Linked DNA regions of Homo sapiens: region 2 is linked to region 1. A link is an interaction called in ENCODE POLR2A ChIA-PET data of the cell type or tissue named here. Cell type or tissue: Panc1. All regions are shown on one strand. Each heading gives the region's core, and the rest is flanking DNA. Links, peaks and the distances in the headings are about the cores only. Region 1 overlaps LINC02265 (long intergenic non-protein coding RNA 2265). Region 2 overlaps RBM47 (RNA binding motif protein 47).

Region 1 (12,596 bases), core at 3,041-8,040:
TGCTTAGTCTGGAAACTCATGTCTGTCTCTCCTCTTGCCTGGGGAAACTGCTTTGGAAAACCATATTAAGATAATTTGGTTGCCTGGAATTGGAGCGAGGAAATTGGATAGCTCTGTTTCATCAGGTTACAGCCGCCTGATGAGTCACCCCATCCCTCTTCGGGAATGTATCCTCTGAGTGGAACAGACACTCAAGCCATCGGCAAAGTGTTTCTTAATTGCCTATCCCATTGTGTTGATTGTGAAGACATTATTTTTCTGACGCCCCTAGTCTGACTCATTCATCAAATGACACAATTCCGGGTGCCCACGCTCAGTCCTCCTTCAGCAAACCATCCGCTCCAGAATCTCAGAGGCAGAAGGTAATTTTGAAATTGAGTTTAATGCCTCACTTCTATATGAGGAAACTGAGGCCCAGGGATGCAGAGTGGCTTCCCTCCAGCAGTGATCGGCCAGAGACAGGATCCAGGCCACCTGCCCCAATCCACTGTGCTCCCTGCAACACTAACAATGCATCTCTTCCTTCTCGTTGTCTTTCATCAATATGGCTTTTGATGCCAGCTGGGTGGTGACTTCCTTGTGTGTAGAGGATCTTTACCTCATATGTCTTGGATTCCTTACAGCACTCACAGGGTTGAATTGTAGTTGACACAGGGCCTACCTTGAATGGTGTCCCTTCCCTTCCTATACCACTCCCCTCCCTTCAGGGTCCCTTCTCCCCTCAGGGGCCTCTTTTAGGTTGAAGCTGCTGAGAACCTTTGCCCATTGGGGTCCAGTGTCCTGGGGGGCATCCCTGACTCCATTCCAGGAGGATGATGGCAGTGCTCCCATTCCTTAGAATAGAGTCCTGTCTGACAAAGAATCCTAGTGAATTCTATGGCTAAAATATCCTCTGCCCAGCAGCAGAGTGGGGATGGGAAGAACAAATACCTTCATTCTGCTACATGTGTTTTTTAAAACAAAAATTACAAGAGTCAAACATCATGTTTTGCAAAGGATTTTTTCCCTGCAAATGAATATGGCATGAATATTTTCTCCATTTCATTAAGTACAGGATCAGAGCACTTCTAACCTGTAAAGAGCTCTTTGAGGACCATCTAGCTAAGGTCACTCATGTTACAGATAAAGAAACTGAGGACTAGAGAGGTCAGAAGCCTTCGCAAGGACATAACCCATCGTCCTGACTCAATACAGTGCTCCTTACACAACACCAGTTCATCTGGTGAGGAAGCTCAGAGGAAATCAAGGTCAAGTGTGCCTTTAGGAGGCTTGGGAATGCACTTCCTTTCAGCCAAGGGCAGGTGGGACTTCGATCTGCCCCACAGGAAGGTGGGTAAAGGATGCTGACTCTCCACCAAGAACCATGCCAGAGACCCTCAACCTCCCCAGGAGGCTGGGCTCTTCACAGAGGAGTGCTGTCCTAGGCACTCAGAGCCATGACGCATGCTAACCAATGCTTCACAACTCACTGAAATGGCAGGAGATACCTCAATGGGATGCCATCCCCAAGGACCTATTTCACTTCTACTTTCTAAATTTGCTGGATTTATCCTAGATATGTGTCTTGAAAAACAAACAAACAAAACAAACAAACAAAAAAACCCCCTCAAAGCTCCTTTAAAAGACAGCTACATGAATTCCTTCACCTTGCACCAGAGTTTAGGATAAGATTGGTAGTTAGGACGCAAAGTCATGCCAAAAGGGCTGCCCATGGCACCACTCTCCAAACATTTTAGGGTTTACTTCTGTCTTTGTTTTCTATTTCTTCTTCTTTTTTTTTTTTTTTTGAGATTGAGTCTTGCTCTGTTGCCCAGGCTGGAATGCAGTGGCGTGATCTCAGCTCACTGCAACCTCCACGTCCTGGGTTCAAGCAATTCTGTGCCTCAGCCTCCCAAGTAGCTGGTATTACAGGCACCTGCCATCACGCCCGGCTTTTTTTTTTTTTTTTTTTTTTTTTTTTTTGTATTTTTAGTAGAGATGGGGTTTCACCATCTTGGCCAGGCTGGTCTTGAACTCCTGACCTCGTGATTCACCTGCCTCAGCCTTCCAAAGTGCTGGGATTACAGGTGAGTCACCATGCCCAGCCACTTCGTATTCTTGATCAAAAGCAGTATAATGTAGAGTTTAAGAGCACAGACCCTGGAGTTGAACTGCTTGGATTCAAGTCCAACCCCACCACTTACTAGCTGTGTAAGCTCAGCCAGATTATTCGACCTCAGTTTCTTCATCTATAAAATGGGGACAATTATAAATAGTGCCTACCTCTTGGGGTTGTTTTGAGGACTGAATCAGTTAATGCATGTGGAACCCTAAAAATAGTGCTTGACCATAAAATTGCTGGATAAATGATCATTAAAGGGGAAAATGACATGCTAAGCATGTCATTTGTAGCTCAATGCCACTATTTGTTTATTTATATATTTATTTATTTAATTTATTTATTTTTCCTCCCCTCTTCCTCTCCCCCTTCCATCTCTCTCCCTCACCCAATCTCTCTCCCAACTTCTTGACAGACCTGGTTAGAGGATAATTGTTTTATGTGACAAGCAATTTGTACTGTGGGTGGAAGAATATCAGTCCTACTATTTTCTTGTTGTCCTTTTTTATTGTGATGTTAATATTATTGTCAGTCCACCGTGGATTTATTTATTTACTTACTTATTTCTGCAGTAGTCTTTTTAATCCTCTTATCCATTTTGTGAGAGTTACACAATCTAACTCCGTCACAGAGATTGGCAAACTCTCTGCAAAGAGCTAGATAGTAAATATTTTCATCTTGGCAGGCCATATGGTCTCTGTACCAACTACTCTTCTCTGCCATTGTACTATGAAAGCAGCCTATAGCAAAATGAATGTGTGGCTATGTTCCAATAAAACTTTATTTACGAAAATAGGTGGCAGGGCATAGTTTGTTGACCCCTGACATAGATAAACAGATCCATAAATCCACTTTGCTCATGAAAATTGCAATAGGAAACAGCGTTCCAGATGAAGAAGGGGCAAAGCCTGCAGGGAAAAGAGCTTGACATGCGCAGACGCATGGCAGGGCCAGGGCTGACTCCCACTGCAGCTCAGCCAGTGAGACTCAAACTGCCTTCCAGCGGAGGCTCTGGGCATGGAAGAACCCTTTCTAATAAGGAATCAGAAATGTAAGAGAACTGGAAAGAGTAGGAAGCAACCCTGTTGGATGTCTGGAGGCTGGGCAAGCCTCCTCACTTCCACAGGGTGACCGTGATAGTGTCGTGGATGAGGAATTAGAGTTTCCAGATATAGGTGATGGTGGGAACTGTGGCTACAGCCAGGCCAGGGGCTGGCAGGGTGAGCAGCAGGGGAATGGGTCAGAAGTTCAAGTGAGTCTCTCTGGGGTCCCCATGAATAAGGACAGGACTGGAGGGCAGAACTCTGGCAGTTTCACTGAGAAGTACAGAGTCCCAGAACACAGTTTTGTTTCTAGATTGCTAGAAATCCTAGCAACTCCCTTCCCCAGCTGTACTCAAATCCATTGGCCTGGGGAAGTGCAGGTTAGATCAGAACAAAAGCGATTCAGGAAGGGGAGGAAGGAGGACCTCTGGGCCAACAGGAACGTCGGACCGGAGCTCATTATGGTGTGGGCACCTGAAGGTGATCACACTGGGCATGGAGCCGATTCTCCTTTTGTGACTGCATGTGCCTGTGTCTCACTCTTGTCCCACTGTACTCTGGCTCTGTCAGTGGTGTGTAGTGGACTGGAAAACTCTTCTGAGTGAAACCCAGCGGGACAATCTCTCTTGGTGCTTCTGGGCATCGTGAAGGAAATGAACTTTCCTAACCTAACTTCAAACAGATCCAACTCCTGCGCATCATCCTCGCTTCTTCTCTCTCAAACCCCATGTATTAGTCTACTTGGACTCCCACAACAAAATACCATAGACCAGGTGAATTAAAAACAGAAATTTATTTTCTCACAGTCCTGCCTCCGTGCCTAAGGACCAGCTCATCCAAGAATCAGCTGGAAGTCCAGACCAAGGTGTGGGCAGGGCTGGTTTCCCCCAAGGCCTTTCTTCTTGGCTTGCAGATGGCTGTCTTCTCTTTGTGTCCTTACAGGGTCTCCTCTGTGCATGTCTGGGTCCTAATCTCTTCTTCTCAGATCCCCATGAATAAGGACAGGCCTGGAGGGCAGGGCTCTGGCAATTTCCCTAAGAGATACAGAGTCCCAGAGTTCTGTTTGGTTTCTAGGTTGTGACCCTATTCCCCGATTGTACCGAAACCCGTTGTCTCCTCAGATGAAATTAGTCCCGCCCCAGTGACCTCACTTAACCTTAATTACCTCTTTAAAGACCATATCTCCAAATATGGTCACATTCTTCAGTACTGGGGGTTAGGATTTCAGCGTGTGAATTCTGTAGGATGCAATTCAACCTGGAACACCCCACATCCAATCTGTGAATGAATCCCAGCAGTTCCACCTTCACAACATATCGGGAACCCAGCCGCCTCTCCCCACCTTCCCTATTGTCTTCCTGGTCTAAGCCATTGCTGACTGCCATCTGCACCAACCACACTTGCCTCCTAGCAGCCAACGGTGCCCCTGAATTCCCTTCTCCAGGTAAGAGCCAGACGGTCATTTTATTTCATTTCATCTATTTTTTATTTCTATTTTTATTTTTTTAATTTAATTTTTTTTTTTTGAGACGGAGTCTCACTCTGTCACCCAGGCTGGAGTGCAGTGGCACAATCTCAGCTCACTGCCTCCCAGGTTCAAGCAATTCTCCTGCCTCAGCCTCCCAAGTAGCTGGGATTACAGGTGCCTGCCACCATGCCTGGCTAATTTTTGTATTTTTAGTAGAGACAGGGTTTCACCATGTTGGCCAAGCTGGTCACAAACTCCTGAGCTCCAGCGATCCACCTGCCTCAGAGTCCCAAAGTGCTGGGATTACAGGCATGAGCCACCATGACCAGCCTATTTTTAAATAATTTATAAGATGGGGGTCTCACTGTGTTGCCCAGGTTGGGGTGCAGCAGCTATTCACTGCACTCCCTCATTATCATTGTGCACTGTGGCCTCCAATTCCTGGGCTCAAGAGATCCTCCCATCTCAGCCTCCCAGATAGCTGGGACTACAAGTACATGCCACCAAGCCCAGCCAGGTGGTCATCTTAAAACACAAATCTGATCATGTCACCCCTCTGCCCAGTGGATTCTCTCCAGTGGATTCTCACCTTATTTGGAATAAAAGCCAAAATCCTTACTGGCAACTACAAGGCCGTACGTGATGTCTCCCCCGACTTTCCTTCTCCAACACTCTCCCCCTCGCTCATGTAGCTCCAGCCGTGCTGGCCTCCTTGCATTCCACATGCACACTGCGCCCCTCCTTCTGTTCCCTCTGCCTGGAGCACCATTAGCATATCCTCCTGACTCCCCTTCTTCTTCCTCCTGGGTTCTGCCTAGTGCCTCCTTATCAGAAGCCCTTCCCTGATGATGTTACGTAGAGTAACATCCCAGCCCTCTCTCCATCTCTGGGATCCACCCTTCCTCGCACTTAGGACCAGCTGACCTGCATGTATGCATTGCACTTGGTAGTTATCGTCTGTCTCCCTACTAAAATTAAGTTCCACAAAAGTGGGGGCTTTGTCATGTTCTGTGCTATTCTCCCAGATACAGAGAGGATATTAGAGGATATTTGTTGATGCATAAATGAGTAATATCTAGAATGAGAAATCTAAGGAATTAAGAAGTAAGGGAAAGGCCAGCTTTCAGACAAAGAATGGTGGGTATATTTCCTATGATTCATAAGCTTACCTGATTTTTTTAGCACTCATGGCCAGGATGTTATTTACAGCCTTACATTGTCAGTCTACTGCTGTGTTATATTTTAACCTATGTCAAAGCAAAATTCCTTGAGAACATGGACCATAATTTTTCCCTTATACATAGTCCTAGCTCAAGGGAAACAACCACCAAATCCAGTTAGCAGCATCTGCCAAGGATGCAGGGGGAGGGTGTGGAGGCATCTCCCCATGTCTCTGCTGACCTAATGCAACAGAAAGGACCTAAGGACACAGGAGGAGTCCTATGGCCCCAGTTCAAGTCCTAGGACCACCACTTACTAGTCATGTTAGTAGTAATTATTTCTCAGAGTCTCATTTTCTCATTTGTATAAAGGAAGATTATAATATTTTACCCAAAAGGGTTATTGTGAGGATTCAAGAGAAAGCAGATAAAGTACCAAGCACACACCTGGCACAAAGCAAGACTCTCAGTGAATGCCACTATGATTCCCCTTGCCAAACCACACAGGCTACGGTAGTCAGAAAGCACCCACTGGTAAAAAGAAACTCATAAAGTTGCCAACAGAAGAGCCAAGTTCATGAAGAGACATGAGTGGGTGATAAGAGACATGCAGTTTTCTGGGTCAGGAGAGCAGCTGATATATGATCCAGGGTATCCAGTATGTCCAAGTGAGTGATCTGGGGACTGTAGCGGGCTCTGATGTCTGTGCTTTGTCAGAGGGTGCATACTATTTTCCCTGAAATCCCCTGAGGGAATATATTTGAAAGCTATAAAACTGTACAGTGTGGTATAGGGTGAGTATCTCCTGGCTTCCTCCTGTTTCTGGGGTCTTTCTTTGCTGCACAGAGGAGACCTCATCCATGGGAGATTTCTGTCCTCAATGGTAGCCCACTTGCTCCTTGGGACTTCTCAGACATTTTCCTTTGTTCTTGAGTTTCCGACCCCTTCTCATCCCAGGAGGTTCTCACCCCACTGGCTCTGCTTCCTCTTCTCATAGCAGACCCTGCAGTCACAATTGTGCAATATTTCCCTGCTCGTTGCAAACACTGTCTCTCTGCTAACATTGTAAGAGTTAGGCAAATGACAAGCATGGGAAAAAGCAGAAGGGGCACACTCTGCTCTTCTGTTAACAGTAGCACGCTACTTCAAGGATGCTAATCATAGAGAAGGGGAGCTGGGAGATTCGGAGACAACACTGTGCAAACCCAGCTGATACCCTTCCCAGGCTATTCTGAGAGCTACCAGCCCCCAACCTCTCCCACAGCTTCTGCCCCCTTAGAAGCAGCATGGCCCCATGGCCCCAAGACCTCACTCATCTCCCGCTCCCCCATCCTCTGCCCTGTTCTGGAAAGTGGGCACTAAAGGGACATGTTAAAACTGAAAAGAGGCAAGGAGGTGCTTTCTCCCAGTCAGCAACGCGCTGCTCCATCTCCCACCCCACCTGCCCACCTGCCCTCAGTGTCTCTTCGGCTAGGCCTACTTAGCCGAGAGCAGCCCCGTGGGTATGAATGGCCTAGGTGCCTGCTTCTGGAAGCATGTTTGGAAGGAAGCAGGGAGGGTACTGAAAGGTAAAGCAGGAGAACTGGAAGATTTTATTCCCAAGTGTTTTCCTCAAAGACACTTTTTAACTTTCTCCGTTTCTTCTTCTCACTTACCTCACCATTGCCATTGACATAGGCTCTGTACACCAAGGAGCTGAACGAGAGGAATCCAGGAGAGCCACAGAAAGGACAAGGGGAACCAGTGCAGGGGGATGGACGCACATCCGCTGACCACGTAAAAGCCAGGCCAGAAGCTAGGCTCTTAGCCTAGCTAAGGCTAGGTTTTCTCAGTGCCTTTCTGAGCCATATTGGAGCCTGAAAAAAAAAAAGAGAGAGAGAATATTGGCAATACTAATCCTGTTTTTTTTTGTTGTTGTTGTTATTGGTTTTTTGTTTGTTTGTTTGTTTGACAGAATTTCTCTCTGTCGCCCAGGCTGGAGTGCAATGGCATGATCTCAGCTCACTGCAACCTCCACCTCCAGGGTTCAAGCAATTCTCCTCCTTTAGCCTCCCAAGTAGCTGGGACTACAAGCATGCATCACCACACCCAGCTAATTTTTACATTTTTAGTAGAGATGGGGTTTCACCATGTTGGCCAGGCTGGTCTCGAACTCCTGACCCCAGGCGATCCACCTGCCTCAGCCTCCCAAAGTGCTGGGATTACAGGCATGAGCCACCATGCCCAGCCACTAATCCTGTTTTTAAACTTTGGTATTTTTATTTATAATGAAATATTTTGCATTAATTTTGATGTTTAGAAATATTGTATTAAGGCCAAGCATGGTGGCTTATGCTTGTAATCCCAACACTTTGAGAGGTCGAGGTGGGAGGATCACTTGAGGCCAGGACTTCAAGACCAGCCTGGGCAATAAAATGAGACCCCCATCTCTACCAAAAAAAGAAAAGAAAAGTTCTTTTAAATTAGCCAGGCATGGTGATGCGTACCTGCAGTCCCTCCTACATGGGGGAGGCTGAGGCAGGAGGATCACTTGAGCCCAGGAGTTTAAAGCTGTAGTAAGCTATGATCACACAACTGCACTCTGGTCTGGGTGACAGATAGAGATCCTGTCTCAAAAAAATTTATCTATATTCATTACTAATATTTTTGGCTCCCCCTTAAATGTGCACTGGAAGCAAGTGCCTCTCCTGCCTCACTCTGGTCCTGGCCCTGATGAGATTCAGCCCAGCTGATGGAACTGGTCAATTCACCTGGTTGATGATTTTTTTCAGAAAGAAAGAGTGAAAGCTCTAAAAATAATCTTTAAAAATCAAAGTCTATTTTTTTAAATGTGCAATTCTACTAAAATAATTAAGAAAGGAGTGAAATTCTCAGCCACAAAAAGAAACCAAATTTAGACACAATTCAAATCCTTTATCTTCTGACAAAGCCAAGGTACTTCACCTTCTCAGCCACCAGGTGTCTCTGTAAACTCCCTGCAGGCCTCTGCACAGGGCACTGCAGATAACGTCATATGTGAAATCTGCTGTTTTTAACCAGCTCTAAAGAGACAGCACATACAAAGAAAAAAAAAACAGCTTGAAATATAACAGCTTCAAATACCAAATTTACAGTGATCCGTCCATTTATCCAGGATTTCTGGCTAATAGCCAAGTGCTTATGATAATCAAATCTATTAACAGATTTAAGCTAAGAAATAGATTATTAGAGTCAAGTTGTCCTAATCAATACACTTTCTAGAATGTTCCTGCTTTATTGTTTTCTCGTATCTTATCTGGATTAATTTCTAACGGAGTATAATTCTGCAAGATCAAAATAGAGTATTCCAGGAACTAACTCTTCCCCTGGTTTGGAGGACTGGATTTTACCCAATTCTTTAGGGTAGAGAATTTTTTGTTGTTTTTGTTTTTGTTGAGGCAGAGTCTCACTCTGTCGCCCAGGCTGGAGTGCAGTGGCACGCTCTCGGCTCACTGCAACCTCCACCTCCCGGGTTCAAGCGATTCTACTGCTTCAGCCTCCCGAGTAGCCAGGACTGCAGGCGCGCAACACCACGCCAGGCTAATTTTTTTTATTTTTTGTATTTTTAGTAGAGACAAGGTTTTACCATGTTGGCCAGGCTGGTTTTGAACTCCTGACCTCAAGTGATCCGTCCGCCTTGGCCTCCGAAAGTGCTGGGATTACAGGTGTGAGCCACCGTGCCCAGTCCTGGGTAGGGAATTTTGAAAACAATATTTAAACCTTTTGTTTATGTTTAAAAAAAATCAGTGCATGAAGTGCTATGGGAGGCCCAGAAAACAAAGTAGTGGGAAGGTTGTACTATTCTTTCAAAGTAAGTTTACCTCGGCTTGTTGTCATCCTTTCCCTTCACATCCTCACCTCACCCCTCAGAAGAAAATGTAACACTTCAGTGAACAGACCATTTCCTCTGAATTTAACATTTTTGTGAGTTAATTCTGCAAATAAGCACTTCGTTCAACACCGTGGGGGACCATCGATCCTTCTTCCAAAGGTCCGGGAAAATGACTCTTGGGAGAGACCTCTGTGATGAGACTCCATGAGCTTCTCTAGCCCGTCTAAGATAGCATTTGTTCTTCATTTTAAAATTGCTACTCATAACAATCCCAATAGGAACATGGCTAATGTTCACAGTGAGGTGCTCACTACTTATTTTAGTACAGTCATTTCTCTGGGTTTCCACGGCAGGAAAACTCCAGCTTTTCTCTTAACTTCCTACGCAATTCCTCCTCATCTGCTTCTTCCCTCAATGTTGGATTTCTCAGGATTCAGTCCCAAGCCTTCTTCTCTTGGTCAAGGTAGAAGAAAATCTTAGCAGTTATAATGAAACCTCAAACTATAAGAAAAGAGGGAGTAATAGTGGGTTCCATGATGCCAAATTAGTTGCATGTCCTGAAGAGGATTGCCAGCCACAGGCTCCATCCCTCATATCTAGGTAGCTGCATCCTTTCTATGAGTCATCTGGGCTTTAAATGGCCATCAGATCACAGGAGGTTTCGTTCAAATGCAGATTCTGAGTCAGGAGGCCTGACTGAGGCTGAGATTCTGCATCCCACGTGATATAGATGCTGCTGGCCCATGGACCACACATTGAGTAGCAAGGTTTAGATGATCATATAATTATAATGAGATATTGATAAAACATACCTAAATTATCAATCACACCAACAGATCAAATCAATATATAATAATGGCTGAACTGGGATAGGGAAGCTGATTTTGAAAAATTTAAAGAATATATGCTTCTGGTTTCCAAAACTCAAAATCTATTCGAAGAGAAAAGGGACCTAAAAGTTCCATGAAATCAGAAACAAGATTCTGTTTTTTCAAAGGGCCCAACCTAAAGATTGATTGTGGCAGGGCGCGATGGCTCACGCCTGTAATCCGAGCACTTTGGGAGGCCGAGGCGGGCGGATCACCTGAGGTCAGGAGTTCAAGACCAGCCTCAACATGGAGAAACCCTGTCTCTACTAAAAATACAAAATTAACCAGGCGTGGTGGTGCATGCCCGTAATCCCAGCTACTCAGGAGGCTGAGGCAGGAGAATTGCTTGAACCCGGGAGGCAGAGGCTGCAGTGAGCCGAGATTGCCCCACTGCACTCCAGCCTGGGCAACAGAGCAAGATTCTGTCTGAAAAAAAAAAAAAAAGCAATGTTATGTCATAATTTCTGTAATCTTTGTGATAACTAGTATGTTTTGCCAGTTTTTAAAGGCTTTTAAGGTATTTAAGATCCAATGGATTTGTGTTGTAATTTTAATCAAGCAAAAAACCAAAAAAACGAACTTAATTTAGGCATGCAATTAACACTTAAATGTTTGGGAAAAAATATTTTCTTAAAAGCATAAGTTTTACTTTATTAGTTATAAATATACTACACACATAGAGAAATGCTGACTGTTGACTAAAAGAATGCTAATTGCTTCACAAATTTATGAGAAGGTCTTGCCGACCTTGTAGTATATCAAACGTGTCAAGTTCCTGCCAACGCAAGATTTCTGCAGTTCCTTTCTCCTAGAATGTGCTTCTCCAACCTTTGCTTGCCTATTTGTGTGTCTGTGTGCTTAATGACTCTTTTATCTTGGATTGTGAATTCTGTGACCATGGAAACAGTTTACCATGGTAATCTTTATACCTCTGCAAAGGTTGCTGGTATTATCCCATTTACAGAAGGCAGGCTTGGAGAGTTTTAAGTAGCATGTCCAAGTTGCAGTGCTGGGATAGAACCGAGGTCTTTCTTACTTGTGAGTCCATGAACATTATTGTGACACTGAGTTCAATAAACAGTGATCACTGATTGAATGCTGCTCAGGTCATCTGCTGTGTTCTGCAAACGCAAAGTCACAGAATTATGGGACCTCCCAGAGCTCTCCTTGAAAAGAACATTTGGGGCAAAACTTTAAACACTACTCCCTTGAAGAGCCAATCATAGAAAACACAATGAAAATATACATCTGTCATTTAGGCCTTAATATAAATTATGCCCCTTGCTCTTTACAAAAATCCATGGACTGATAAGAAAATGAAGGCTGTGCAAAGTGATATTTCCTAGCTTTTTGCATGGAAAGGCAGCATAGCATAGTTAGGAGTAGTGAAGAGTCCCTGAAAGGATTCTGGGTTCAGGCTGTCTGGGTTCAAATCATCGAATTGCCACGTTTTAGCTGGTGGCCTGGGGAAAGTTGTTTAAACTCTCTGTGTTCAGTTTACTCATCTCTAAAGGGGGCAGAACAAAGACTCTGTCATGAGGTTGTTCTGAGGATTGAATGAGGTGATACACATAAAAAGCTTACAACACTGACGACATCTCTAAAAGTAGAGAGCAAACATTTGCTTCATGTCTGATACTCTGTGACAGACGCTCAACTCATACTTGAACCCAGGACATTAGACTTGCATTTCTTTTCCACCGGATCAGACTATACTTCACCATCCATTTTGGCTAGAATGTGCTAACATTTTTGCCCTGCAGGCACGAGCTGCCCTCTGCGTAGCTCTCTTCCTCGTTTCCATGGCTGCATTTCTTTTTCCTGCGTAATTGAAAACCCCAACTGCAGAGGCAGGTTTATTTATAGCTGAAAAATTAGTGTTATTTAGCTTGAGCTTTTCTGCAACCATCAGTCCATTACTGTAAGAGCATCCACATTTACATTGCAACATCCTTCTGTTTTCCCAGTGCCCTGTAATTCTTAATTAGCTACTCAAAACAATGTTTATTGAATGTCTATAGAGAGAGAAACCTGATCCAGCCTTTTTACATCCAAAACCAGTATCTACCCAAAGCTCAGACTCTCACATACCAACCACTTCCTGGACA
Region 2 (12,596 bases), core at 4,050-9,049, 110 kb before region 1:
CAGGGGATTTGGCATCTACATAGATGGTTGGACATTTTGCATCCAATGTGGCAAGTCTCTTCATGTTCTTTCTGGGAGAGCTTCTGCAAAGTGCTTTAGCCAAGGATTAGGTGAGAAACAGGCTTACACATGGATGCATAAGCCACATCACCAGTGGAGAATCACACTGCCAGACAGCTTACCTGCTATGAAAGGAATCTGGGAGACTCTGATACACTAGTCTCCACCAGAACTCACAGGCTAGGCTTCTCTACTGACTGGTTTAAAGTTGGCTGGGATAACCTCTTGCCTGTTTTCCCATAAACACAGAATCCTACATGGGGCAAGATTCTTCCCTCCAGTTCAATTTTTTTTTTAAGTTTTATTGTCTTTTTTCCTTTTTTTTTTTTTTTTTTTTTTGAGACTGGGTCTTGCTCTGTCACCTAGGCTGGAGTACAGTGGCACAATCATAGCTCACTGCAGCCTTGACCTCCCAGGCTCAAGTGATCTTCCCACCTCAGCCTCCCAAATAGCTGGGACCACAGGTGTTACGCCACAACACCCAGCTAATTTTTTAAATTTTTGTAGAGATGGGGTCTCACTATGTTGCCCAGGCTAGTCTCAAGCTCCTGAGCTCAAGCAATTCTCCTGCCTCAGCATACCAAAGTGTTAGGATTAAAGGTATGAGTCACCACGCCCAGCCTTAAGTTCAGTTTTCTTGTGCTAACATTCCTTGATCACTTAGTGCTAGGTTCTGCACTAAGAACTTTACACAAATCATTTTACTTAATCCTCATCACAGCCCTATGATGAAAATCAGACTCCCAGGGTTCACACACCAGCTCTGATGCTCATTAACTGAGAATCTACTTAGCCTCTCTGTGCCTCAGTTTCCCTATCTGTAGGGTGGAGACCCTAGTCGTATACCATATAGACACTGTGAGGATTAGAATGAGTTAATATGCACAAGCATAGCACTCTGCCTGTCACATAATAGACATTCAGTAAACATTGGTTAATACAGTCATCATTTTAGAGATGAGAATATAGATTCTTAATGATGTTAAATGGCTTTTCTCAAGGTTCACAGCTAGAAGTAGAGGAACTAAGATTTGGACTTCAGACTGTCTGACTCTAGAGACTTGCATTTATTCAACATGCTACGAAGCCTAAACCAGAATGCCCAGTCCCTTTTAAAACTGTCACATGGTGAATGGATGAAACTGGGGAACTCTGTGTTATTTATCTAGATATTTTGATTTGCTCACAGATAAGTTTCTACTTCTGAAGTATACTTATTATTCATTCTGTCCACACTTCTGCCCCAAGCAAGAATCTCAACATTCAGGATATGGTATTTCACACTAGTCCCCAGACACCCCTGATATATTTAAAAGCAAAATTCTGATGGTATATGGGCTTTTAACTTGGGGAACTATGGCCTTATCAGAAACGAATGTTAACAATGTTGAGGTGTATGACCCTTTTGAAGCAGGCTCTGGTCAGTAACCATGAGTACAAATACCTCAATTCTCACCTATTTGGCATTTGAAGCGTAATTCAGTTAACTGAGTTCACTTAACTCAGAAGTCAGCTCCACAAGGACGAGGTCCACCATAGCTAGCACAGTATCTGGCACATAGCAGGTGGTCAATAACTATTTGCTGAATGAATGAATGAATGAATGAAAACAAACCCTCTTGTATCTCTTTTGGAATTTTAAGAAATTATTAATATATAAGTGTCAGGAGCTGAGCCAACAACCTTCATCAGATATTTTCTTCTTCCATGTCTCATAAATTTGGCCATTGGAGTTAAACGGAAAACAGCTTGGAAGAGGGGGAAAGGCAGCTAAACAACACTGTCTTTTTTTTTTTTTTTTTTTGAGACGGAGTCTCGCTCTGTCGCCCAGGCTGGAGTGCAGTGGTGTGATCTCGGCTCACTGCAAGCTCCGACTCTCGGGCTCACGCCATTCTCCTGCCTCAGCCTCCCCTGTGGCTGGGACTACAGGCGTCCACCAGCACACCCAGCTAATTTTTTCTATTTTTAGTAGAGATGGGGTTTCACCGTGTTAGCCAGGATGGTCTCAATCTCCTGACCTTGTGATCCGCCCTCCTCGGCCTCCCAAAGTGCTGGGATTACAGGCATGAGCCACCGCGCCCGGCCAAACAACACTGTTTTAAAATATGTTAGAATTTAAGGCCGGGCACAGTGGCTCACACCTGTAATCCCAGCACTTTAGGAGGCAGACAGATCACTTGAGGTCAGGAGTTCGAGACCAGCCTGGCAAACATGGTGAAACCCCATCTCTACTAAAAATACAAAAATTAACCGGACATGATGGTACGCACCTGTAATACCAGCTACTCAGGAGGCTGAGGCAGATAAATCGCTTGAATCCTGGAGGTGGAGATTGCAGTGAGCCAAGATCATACCACTGCACTCCAGCCTGGATGACAGAGTGAGACTCCATCTAAAAAAAAAAAAAACAGTTAGAATTTAAAAATTAGTCCTGAAATTAAGTTATCATTCAGCATAGGAAAACTATTATACGTAGCAAGCAGAATCTAAGAGCTTCAAGGATGCGCTCTTCCACATCTCCTAGACCAGGGGTCAACAGAGCCGGAGAGTAAATACCTTAGGCTTTATGAGCCACACTGTCTGGGTCTCAACTATTTCGCTTTGCCATTGTAGTATAAAAGCAGCCACACATTATCTTTTCTTTTTTTTTTTTTTAAGGATAGGGTTGTGTTCCAATACAATTTTATTTATAGAAACAAACAGCAGGCCATATTTGGCCCACAGCCATAGCTTGCCAATGCTAATCTAAAGCACATATAATTACAATAAGTTAAGCATTTCATTACATCTTTGAGAGAAGGGTCATGTTAGCTGTACAGTTGTCTTTTTCAAAGTAACTTGAAAATCTTTTCCTTTTCGTTATTGTTGTTGTTGTTTTTGAGACAGGTTCTCACTCTGTTGCCTAGGCTGGAGTGCAGTGGCGCAGTCACAGCTCACTGCAGCCTCAACTTCCTGAGCTCAGGTGATCCTTCCACCTCAGCCTCCCAAATAGCTGGGACTACAGGCACACACCACCATGCCCGGCTAATTTTTGTACTTTTTGTAGAGATGGGGTTTTGCCATGTTGCCCAGGCTGGTCTCGTGCTCCTGAGCTTAAGCAATCTACCTGCCTCAGCCGCCCAAAGTGCCAGAATTACAGGCGTGAGCCACTGAGCCCAGCCTCATTTATCTTTTAATATATCTAAGTGTTTGGCATCTGAATTCATTGAGTAGAGTAGCACACCATATAATTTATTTAATATGGTATATTAAACATGATGATAAGGAGAATAAAACTTGTAGGCCATAAGATTTTCTTGAATGTGTTAACCTGAGTCAGTGTACCTTTTTTTTTTTTTTTTTTTTTTTTTTTTTTTTTTTGAGAAGGAGTTTCACTCTTGTTGCCCAGGCTAGAGTGCAATGGCGCCATCTCAGCACACCACAACTTCCGCCTCCCAGGTTCAAGGGATTCTCCTGCCTTAGCATCCTGAGTAGCTGAGATTACAGGCATGTGCCACCACGCCCAGCTAATTTTGTATTTTTATTAGAGATGGGGTTTCTCCATGTTGGTCAGGCTGGTCTCGAACTCCCAACCTCAGGTGATCCGCCCACCTTAGCCTCCCAAAGTGCTGGGATTACAGGTGTAAGCCACTGTGCCCAGCCCAGTGTATCATTTTTTAATGGCCTCTAATGAAATCCTAGTTTTATCAACTCTAATTTTTGTCTTTTTTGCATCTCTGAACCTTTTCTTTTTTTTAAAGGATTTTGTTTTTACTGTGGTATATTATACATAACATTTTACCATTTTTAAGTGTATGGTTCATTGGCAGGAAGTATATTCACACTGTTGTGCTGCCATCACCACCATCCATCTCCAGACCTTTATTATCCCTAATTAAGACACCCACACCCATGAAGCACTAATTCCCCACTCCTCCCTTTCTCCAGCCCATGGTAACCACTAGTCTACTTTCTGTCTATGAATTTGACTACTCTAGGTACCTTATATAAGTGGAATCATATAATATTTATCCCTTTGTGTCTGGCTTATTTCACTATTAGCATAATGTCTTCAAGGTTCTTCCATATTGTAGCACGTATCAGAATTTTATTCAAGGCTGAATAAGCCGGGCACGGTGGCTCACACGTGTAATCCCAGTATTTTGGGAGACCGAGGCGGGCAGAGCACCTGAGGTCAGGAGTTCAAGACCAGCCTGGCCAACATGGTGAAACCCCACCTGTACTAAAAATACAAAAATTAGCTGGGCGTGGTGGTGTGCGCCTGTAGTCCCAGTTACTTGGGAGGCTGAGGTGAATTGTTTGAACCTGAGAGGTGGAGGTTGCAGTGAGCAGAGACTGCACCACTGCACGCCAGCCTGGGTGACAGAGTGAGACTCTGTCTAAAAAAAAAGCAAAAGAAAAAAGGCTGAATAATACTGCATTGTATATGTATACCACGTTCTGTTTATCATAATCCATTGATCAACATTTGGGTTGCTTCCATCTTTTGGCAACTGTAAATACTGTTGCTGTGAACATCATTATACAAGTATCTATTTGAGTCTTTTGGGTATATACCTAGAAGTGGAATTGCTGGATCAAATGGTAATTCTATGTTTAATTTTTTGAGGAACCACCATACTGTTTTTTACAGCGGCTGTACCATTTTATATTCCTACCAGCACTGCATGAGGGTTTCAATTTCTCCACGTCCTTGCCAATGCTTATTTCCTGTTTTTTGTTGTTTTTATAATAACTATCCTAATGAGTGTGAAGTAGTATCTCATTGTGGTTCTCACTTGTTGGTATGCAATACTTGTAGTTGGTGTAAGAGACACAGCAAATTTGGATATTGCATTAATCAATGTCTGGCTGTAATTAGATATATATGCATGTATGTATGCATTGATTCGTCTCCTCCAAAATTACAACATGGTTTATAAGAACATGTGAACAATAAGATAAATAATACAAACAGCTCAATTCATGTCACTGGGAAAACTGAAAAAATAGAAGAAAACTAAAAAATGAAACTATAACCCAAATTAGATGAACATGAAAGTGTGTTGTAATGTCCCCTACAGTTACTAAAATTGGAGTGAAAAAAATCAATCGTGAACTTCCTAGAGGCCAAAGTAAAAATAAAAACAGGGTCGCTAACATGGTTTGTTTATTACAGAAGATGATAGCATAGGTGAAGAAAGGCTTTTCTTGGCTCATTGATGTAAGAAATAAGCTATCGCTATTTTAAAATATGTAGAGATAATTGTGTTACTGACACCAGCAGATTTCAGACTGAAAGCAAACAGGATTTTTTCTTATATTATTGGGGTTGGAATTGGCAATGACTCCGTAGCCTGACTACTGTAAGACTGTTTTTGTAGGTAGAATAGTAGTTTCAAAGCACAGTTAGGGTGACAGGAAGGCAACTCCACCTATCTCAGCAGAGAGATAAGTTCTATTCCCTTGGACTTTAGTCAGTTAATGTTGTATACAGTACAACAGGTAAGATCTTGAATTGTCTCCTATGTATTTATATATGTACCTGGCATTTCCTGCCTAGGTCACAGATTGTAACTACATGGGTGTTTATGCAAATAGTCCTCTTAAAAATATATCCTTATCTTCCATTTGGAAGAAGGGAAAGGTCTTCATGTTCAGATTTAATGTTGAAATTTCTTGGTTGGGTGTGGTGGCTCATGCCTGTAATCCTAGCACTTTGGGAGGCTGAGGCAGGAGGATTACTTGAGCCCAGGAGTTTGAGACTAGCTGGGGTAACATAGTGAGACTCTATCTCTATTTTAATTGGGATCTTTTTTTTTTTGGTTCCTTTTTTTGTGGAGAACGAGGTCTTTCTATATTGCCCAGGCAGGTTTCAAACTCCTGGGCTCAAGTAATCCTCCCACCTCTGCCTCCCTAAGAGCTGGGATTACAGGCACAAGCCACTCTGCCTGGCCCTCCATCTCTATTTTTAAAAAAAGAAAAAAAAATGTTTTTCAACTTGAAACTACAGAAACTAATTTTCCAAGTATACTACAAAAAAATTTCATGATAACTGGAGACGTCAAACCAGCTTCCAAGCACTTGAAGAGGAAAAAAATAATAAGAATAGAAGCCACGTGTAACAGATATTTTTAAAGAACTGAAGATGTTTATCTTAAGAATTACTCTAAAATTGAAAGAATTGGTCTAAGATTTTACTCAAAAGTTTGGATGAAATTAATAACTGACATTTCTTGAGCATTTATAATATTCTAGGCACCATTCAAAATGCTGTGTATGTATTAACTCACTCCTCTAAACTTAATGAGGTTAATACTATTATTATCATTCTGATTTTATAGGTAGGGAAACTGAGGTGAGGCATGGAGCAGCTAACACTAGCAAGTATTAGAGCTGAGATTCACAAACAAACATATGCAGTCTGGCTCCAGAAGCCACATACTTACCTGCTAAACTGTACTGCCGCTTGATATTAGAGCAAATTAACCACAAAAGGACTATTTTGGCCATCTGGCAAATAAATAGCTCAGATTTATTTTGTTTCATTATAGTTTTATTTTTTCCTTCAATGATCAAATTCATTTTTATTATCCTTGAAATTTCCCTTAATATTCTTGTATACATCTCCTAGTCCTAAATTTTAAAAAATGAATGATACTCCGGGTTCTAATTAATTGATGAAACCTTATATGGCCATTAAAAATGATGTTTTTACAAAGATTTTTAAGAATACAGAGGAATGCTTATAACATAAAGTAGCACCATGTAAATTAGGCGGAAGCCAGGCTTCCCCCTCCCACCTCCTCAAGAAAACATCTAGAAAACAGATGAGAAAGTTTCATTGTGCTATCATTGGGTAGGAAAATTAGGAATAATTTCTTATGTACTTTTCTTAACTTTCTATAAATTTAACTGAATACTTTTATAGTCCAAAAAATGAAATAGATTTCATTTTTTAAAAGGCGAATTGGAGCCTTTCATTACAGAAGTATAGTCTGCAGCTCATCGTAATAATCTTATTGCATAATTTAGAATCACTTCCACAGAGCCCTTGGCCATATAAGTGAAGGCGGCACAGTTCAGACCTGCACTGTGATACGTGGCTGTTTAATTAAAATTTAAAATCCAGCTCCTCAGTCACACTAGCCCCATTCCAAGTGCTCAGTAGCCACATGTGGCAAGTGACAGCTTTTCTAGCATCATAGAAAATTCGATTGCCCAGCATTGGTTTGGAAGAAAAAACAGGGAATCTGGAGCCAGAAAACTTGGAATCAAGTCTGCCTACAAGCTGACACTTGCTGTGTGAAATGGGGCAGTTTACTCAACCTAAGCCTATTTCCCCATGACCAAATTGGGACTGAGGATAATACCATGTACCATATACAGAGGTTAAGAAAATTAAGAGAATGCAGGTGACAGTTCTCTGAAAACAATAGTGTGGTTTACCAGGTAGATGCTGCTTCCCAGTCCCCCAGCTTGAAGTCAGTCTAGCTCTTCAAGGACTGATTCCAAATCTTTGAATGCTTCACACCAAGAATTTTACCTGAATGCCACCATCAAAATCAGATTAGCTCTTATTACAGTTCCTGGACCAAGCCCGTGGCAATGTGCACATTTCATTTCTTCCTTGTAAAAAGCTTTAATACACAGCTCTCTCTATACAATGACAGCTCCTAAAAGTTTTCTTTAATAATTTAAAATCTTCACTGTATTTCCATTCCTACAATTAAAAAGACTCCCTTAAAAAAGAAAAGAAGAAAGCTGTGTTCACCAAAGAAATACATGGAGTTTGTCAAATTCCATATAACAAGGAAATCAGGTGGAGTTAACGGTGCAGGAATGAAGCAAAAGAACGTGAGGTTTTTACCAAAAATGAGAGCAGCTTCGCAAAACTTCAAAGCTGTCGGGGTACTGATGAAATGGAAGTACTTGCTCATTCTGATTTTTTTTTTTCTCTCCTAACTCACTTCTGGTTTTTGCTGCAAGACAACTTGACTATTTTAGACAAATGTAGGGCTGCTGCATTTCCAGAACGCCTCCATCCTATTTCTCATTTAAACCACCTCCCCTTCCCCGTGGCCTATTAATGCATACTTGCAAGGCTGCGAAACACAACCCAAAAGAGGCAAGATCCAGCGGTTCCCCACTCACGCTTCTTTCTGCTTCCCCAGGTTTCCGCCAGCTGTGGATGCCTTTGACATTATGACCGCAGAGGATTCCACCGCAGCCATGAGCAGTGACTCGGCCGCCGGGTCCTCCGCCAAGGTGCCCGAGGGCGTGGCGGGCGCGCCCAACGAGGCAGCACTGCTGGCGCTGATGGAGCGCACGGGCTACAGCATGGTGCAAGAGAACGGGCAGCGCAAGTACGGCGGCCCACCGCCCGGCTGGGAGGGCCCGCACCCGCAGCGTGGCTGCGAGGTCTTCGTGGGCAAGATCCCGCGCGACGTGTACGAGGACGAGCTGGTGCCCGTGTTCGAGGCCGTGGGCCGCATCTACGAGCTGCGCCTCATGATGGACTTTGACGGCAAGAACCGCGGCTACGCCTTCGTCATGTACTGCCACAAGCACGAGGCCAAGCGCGCAGTGCGTGAGCTCAACAACTACGAGATCCGCCCGGGCCGCCTGCTCGGCGTGTGCTGCAGCGTGGACAACTGCCGCCTCTTCATCGGCGGGATCCCCAAGATGAAGAAGCGCGAGGAAATCCTGGAGGAGATTGCCAAGGTCACCGAGGGCGTGCTGGACGTGATCGTCTACGCCAGCGCGGCCGACAAGATGAAGAACCGCGGCTTCGCCTTCGTGGAGTACGAGAGCCACCGCGCGGCTGCCATGGCTCGCCGCAAGCTCATGCCTGGCCGCATCCAGCTGTGGGGCCACCAGATCGCCGTGGACTGGGCCGAACCTGAGATCGACGTGGACGAGGACGTGATGGAGACCGTGAAGATCCTCTACGTGCGCAACCTCATGATCGAGACCACCGAGGACACCATCAAGAAGAGCTTCGGCCAGTTCAACCCCGGCTGCGTGGAGCGCGTCAAGAAGATCCGCGACTACGCCTTCGTGCACTTCACCAGCCGCGAGGATGCCGTGCATGCCATGAACAACCTCAACGGCACTGAGCTGGAGGGCTCGTGCCTGGAGGTCACGCTGGCCAAGCCCGTGGACAAGGAGCAGTACTCGCGCTACCAGAAGGCAGCCAGGGGCGGCGGCGCGGCTGAGGCAGCGCAGCAGCCCAGCTACGTGTACTCCTGCGACCCCTACACACTGGCCTACTACGGCTACCCCTACAACGCGCTCATTGGGCCCAACAGGGACTACTTTGTGAAAGGTTAGTGGGGGCTCTTCTCCTGGGTGGGGCCCCCAAGAACGTTGCCTCCTAGGCAGGGGGCACCAGGGATACCGTGGCTGGCATTTGCTGAGCTGGTAGGTGCTGAAGGCCCTCCCACCCCCGTTTTGGGTTTGCATTCTGGGTCTAATTCTTTCCTGGCACCGAAGGCCGTCACTTATGCAGCACTGATAGAAATACAGATCGTTCTGGGGTGAGCGGTAAAATCACAGGAATATGCAAGTGCTGGAATTCTTCCTTGCCGAGGTCCACCGGGTTAGGGGCTAGTCCACCATTCTCTTGGTGCTTACGTTAAAACCTGCTTGTGATATTAAATCTTAAGATGTTGGTGGAGTCCGTGATTTTTAATTTTGTTTTTTGTTATCACTGATTAGGATATAATGACACCCAGCATAACCTGGAAAATAAGATACATAGGTTCTGGGTCCTGTTCTCTGATTAACTGGGTCTGTGACTTTAGTTAGTCACTTTAATCTCCCCTGGCCTGTTTTCTCAAGCATGAAATGAGGAAGGTGGACCAGCAAATCCCCTTCCAAAGCTAACTTTAAAAAAAATTATTTAATAGTATATATATATGTATTATATATATATATATGTATTTTATATATATATATGTATTTTATATATATATATATGTATTTTATATATATATATATATATATTTTTTTTTTTTTTTTTTGAGACAGGGTCTCACCATGCTCCCCAGGCTGGTCTTGAACCCCTGGGCTCAAGCCATCCTCTCGCCTCAGCCTCCCAAAGTGCTGGGATTACAGGCATAAGACACCACACCTGGCCACAGTTTTTTTTTTGGCGGGGGGGAGGGGGTGGTGGGTAGTCTATGAATGTTTTTCTTTACTGAAATTGCAGATACAATCCTAGAAACTCACCCTGCAAGTTTGCCTCTTGTACTAAGAAGACATGCTTAGGATGCAAATCTAGGCTGAAATAGAATGTTGGAAGCATCTTTACCAGCCTATTAAAGAGCAAAGGTGTAGCCACCTGCAATTAAGACTGGGGCAGTTAAATGCCGAGAACCGAGGGCTGAGGTCTGCCTCCAGCACCGTCACTGTTGGTTGCTGATCATCTTTTGTGTTGTTATTACAAGCAGGCAGCATAAGAGGCCGAGGGCGAGGTGCAGCTGGCAACAGAGCCCCAGGGCCTAGGGGTTCCTACCTCGGGGGATATTCTGCTGGTCGTGGTATATATAGCCGATATCATGAAGGGAAAGGAAAGCAGCAAGAAAAAGGATATGAACTGGTGCCGAATTTGGAAATCCCTACCGTCAACCCAGTTGCCATTAAACCTGGTACAGGTCAGTATGAAGCAGATTGAGAATGCTCCCATTCAGCATAAACCCCAGCCCTTCTGTTTGAAGTGAATCCAAGCGTTTTTCAGGCTCTCACATCTGCACAGGGGTTCCTCTTCTCCTAGGCAGCTAGAGACAAGGCAAAAATAAAGTGACCCCCTGGACCTCCTTATCTAGAACTTCAGGGGATGGTGTAGCTTTGACTATGTTCAAATCAAACTTGCCTGAGTAAGGTTTTTTTTTGTTTGTTTGTTTGTTTGTTTTTTTTTTTTTTTGAGACAGAGTCTCGCTCTGTCGCCCAGGCTGGAGTGCAGTGGCATGATCTTGGCTCACTGCAAGCTCTGCCTCCTGGGTGCACACCATTCTCCTATCTCAGCCTCCAGAATAGCTGGGACTACAGGTGCCCACCACCATGCCCGGCTAATTTTTTTTTTTTTTTTTTTTGTATTTTTAGTAGAGATGGGGTTTCACCGTGTTAGCCAGGATGGTCTCGATCTCCTGACCTTATGATCCACCCGTCTCGGCCTCCCAAAGTGCTGGGATTAGAGGAGTGAGCCACTGCGCCTGGCCATGCAGTAAGGTTTTCAAAGGGCTGTCACCCATTGTTAGGTTTTGTCTCAGTCTGTGGCTAAGTAAGGAGAGTTGTAGGGGGAAGAAAGGAAGAACATGAGGCTCTCTGTATCTTCTATCAGGTAAAACCTGTCTTTTCCTTACTCAGGCCTATTTCTGCCCCGACCATCTGAAGTCGGAGGGTAGAGCTTATTGCCCCATTCTGAGAGTTGTTTGGAAGGGCAGAAAATTCCCCTTCAGGAGTAAGCAGCACCTTTTGTCCCTTGTCATGGTCTGAGCAAATAAGAATGCTTGAGGACAAGGCAGTGGTGAAAGTTTTGTTGTTGTTTGAGATGGAGTCTTGCTGTGTCACCCGGGCTGGAGTGCAGTGGCATGATCTCGGCACACTGCAACCTCCACCTCCCGGGTTAAGCGATTCTCCTGCCTCAACCTCCCGAGTAGCTGGAACTACAGGCGCGCACCACCATGCCTGGCTAATTTTTGTATATTTAGTAGAGATGGGGTTTCACCACATTGCCCAGGCTGTTCTCGAACTCCTGACCTCAAGTGAGCCACCCGCCTGAGCCTCCCAAAGTGCTGGGATTACAGGCATGAGCCACTGCACCTGGCCTTTGCTGAAAATTTTTGCAGCTAATTCCCTGGTTTCTCATTTCCAGCACTCATTTCCTCCTCTAGTTGGATCAGTAGATTGGGAGTAGGGATGCTCAAGTATTTCAAGCCAGGGACCCTGAACTTAGCCTTCACCTCCAGGCCCTACAAACCTGTTTATTAATGTCATTAGTGCCCATGACCATCTAATGTGAGGCCGGTCTTCTGATCCGAACCTGCAAAAAACATTAACTCCATTGTGTGAGTCTATCACAAACTCACGTAGCACCCTGCAGAAGCATCCAAACACATGGAAAGCTCAGTCCGTGGGTAATTGGCACGACCCTCCTCCAGACCCCTCCTGGCTTCAGCAGGAGGAAGTTGAAGAACTGTTTGGAGCCCAGCTACTCTGATTTTCTTCTGGTTGAGATTGTACACTTCTCTCCCTAGCTAAAATAGAGTCAAGGAATCTGTGCATTTGGGACATAGGTACACATTGGCCTCATAGAGTTAAAAAGCATTTCCCCAATTGAACTTTCTTTTGATGATTCTAGTAATGATTTTTTTTTTTTTTTTTTTTTTTTTGCCTGTGTAAAAATTCTGCAATTTCTGCAGTTAAGTGACTCCTTAGACTAGATTGCCTTTTAAATGTCATTGGCACTGTGGGCAAAGTAAAACTGATCCCACAGCTCTGTAACTTAATAAAATAGAGCCTGGATATGGGAGTCGTCGCTTCTACTTGTTGAG

What was found. Peaks named below come from ENCODE experiments on the same cell type or tissue, not always from the same donor. Only the 100,000 strongest peaks of a DNase experiment are listed, where the experiment ranks them.
Region 2: POLR2A ChIA-PET joins it to region 1 with 6 read pairs; 4 of 35 experiments call an interaction of 5 or more read pairs at or near these places.

What each region holds. Positions count from the first base shown.
Region 1 is chr4:40,321,739-40,334,334 of GRCh38, reverse strand. LINC02265 (long intergenic non-protein coding RNA 2265) reads right to left here. Exons shown (of 4, transcript NR_121641.1): 3 at 7,425-7,625; 4 at 3,916-4,175. Among named protein-coding and RNA genes, the nearest start is that of CHRNA9, 7.3 kb to the left of the region's middle. RefSeq lists an enhancer at 8,822-8,871. In Panc1, for the core only: no CTCF peak of the experiment used is centred there; no DNase peak of the experiment used is centred there; H3K27ac peaks cover 1,533 bases.
Region 2 is chr4:40,434,542-40,447,137 of GRCh38, reverse strand. RBM47 (RNA binding motif protein 47) reads left to right here. Exons shown (of 7, transcript NM_001098634.2): 4 at 8,214-9,367; 5 at 10,491-10,697. The coding sequence starts at 8,245. Among named protein-coding and RNA genes, the nearest start is that of RBM47-AS1, 15 kb to the right of the region's middle. In Panc1, for the core only: no CTCF peak of the experiment used is centred there; no DNase peak of the experiment used is centred there.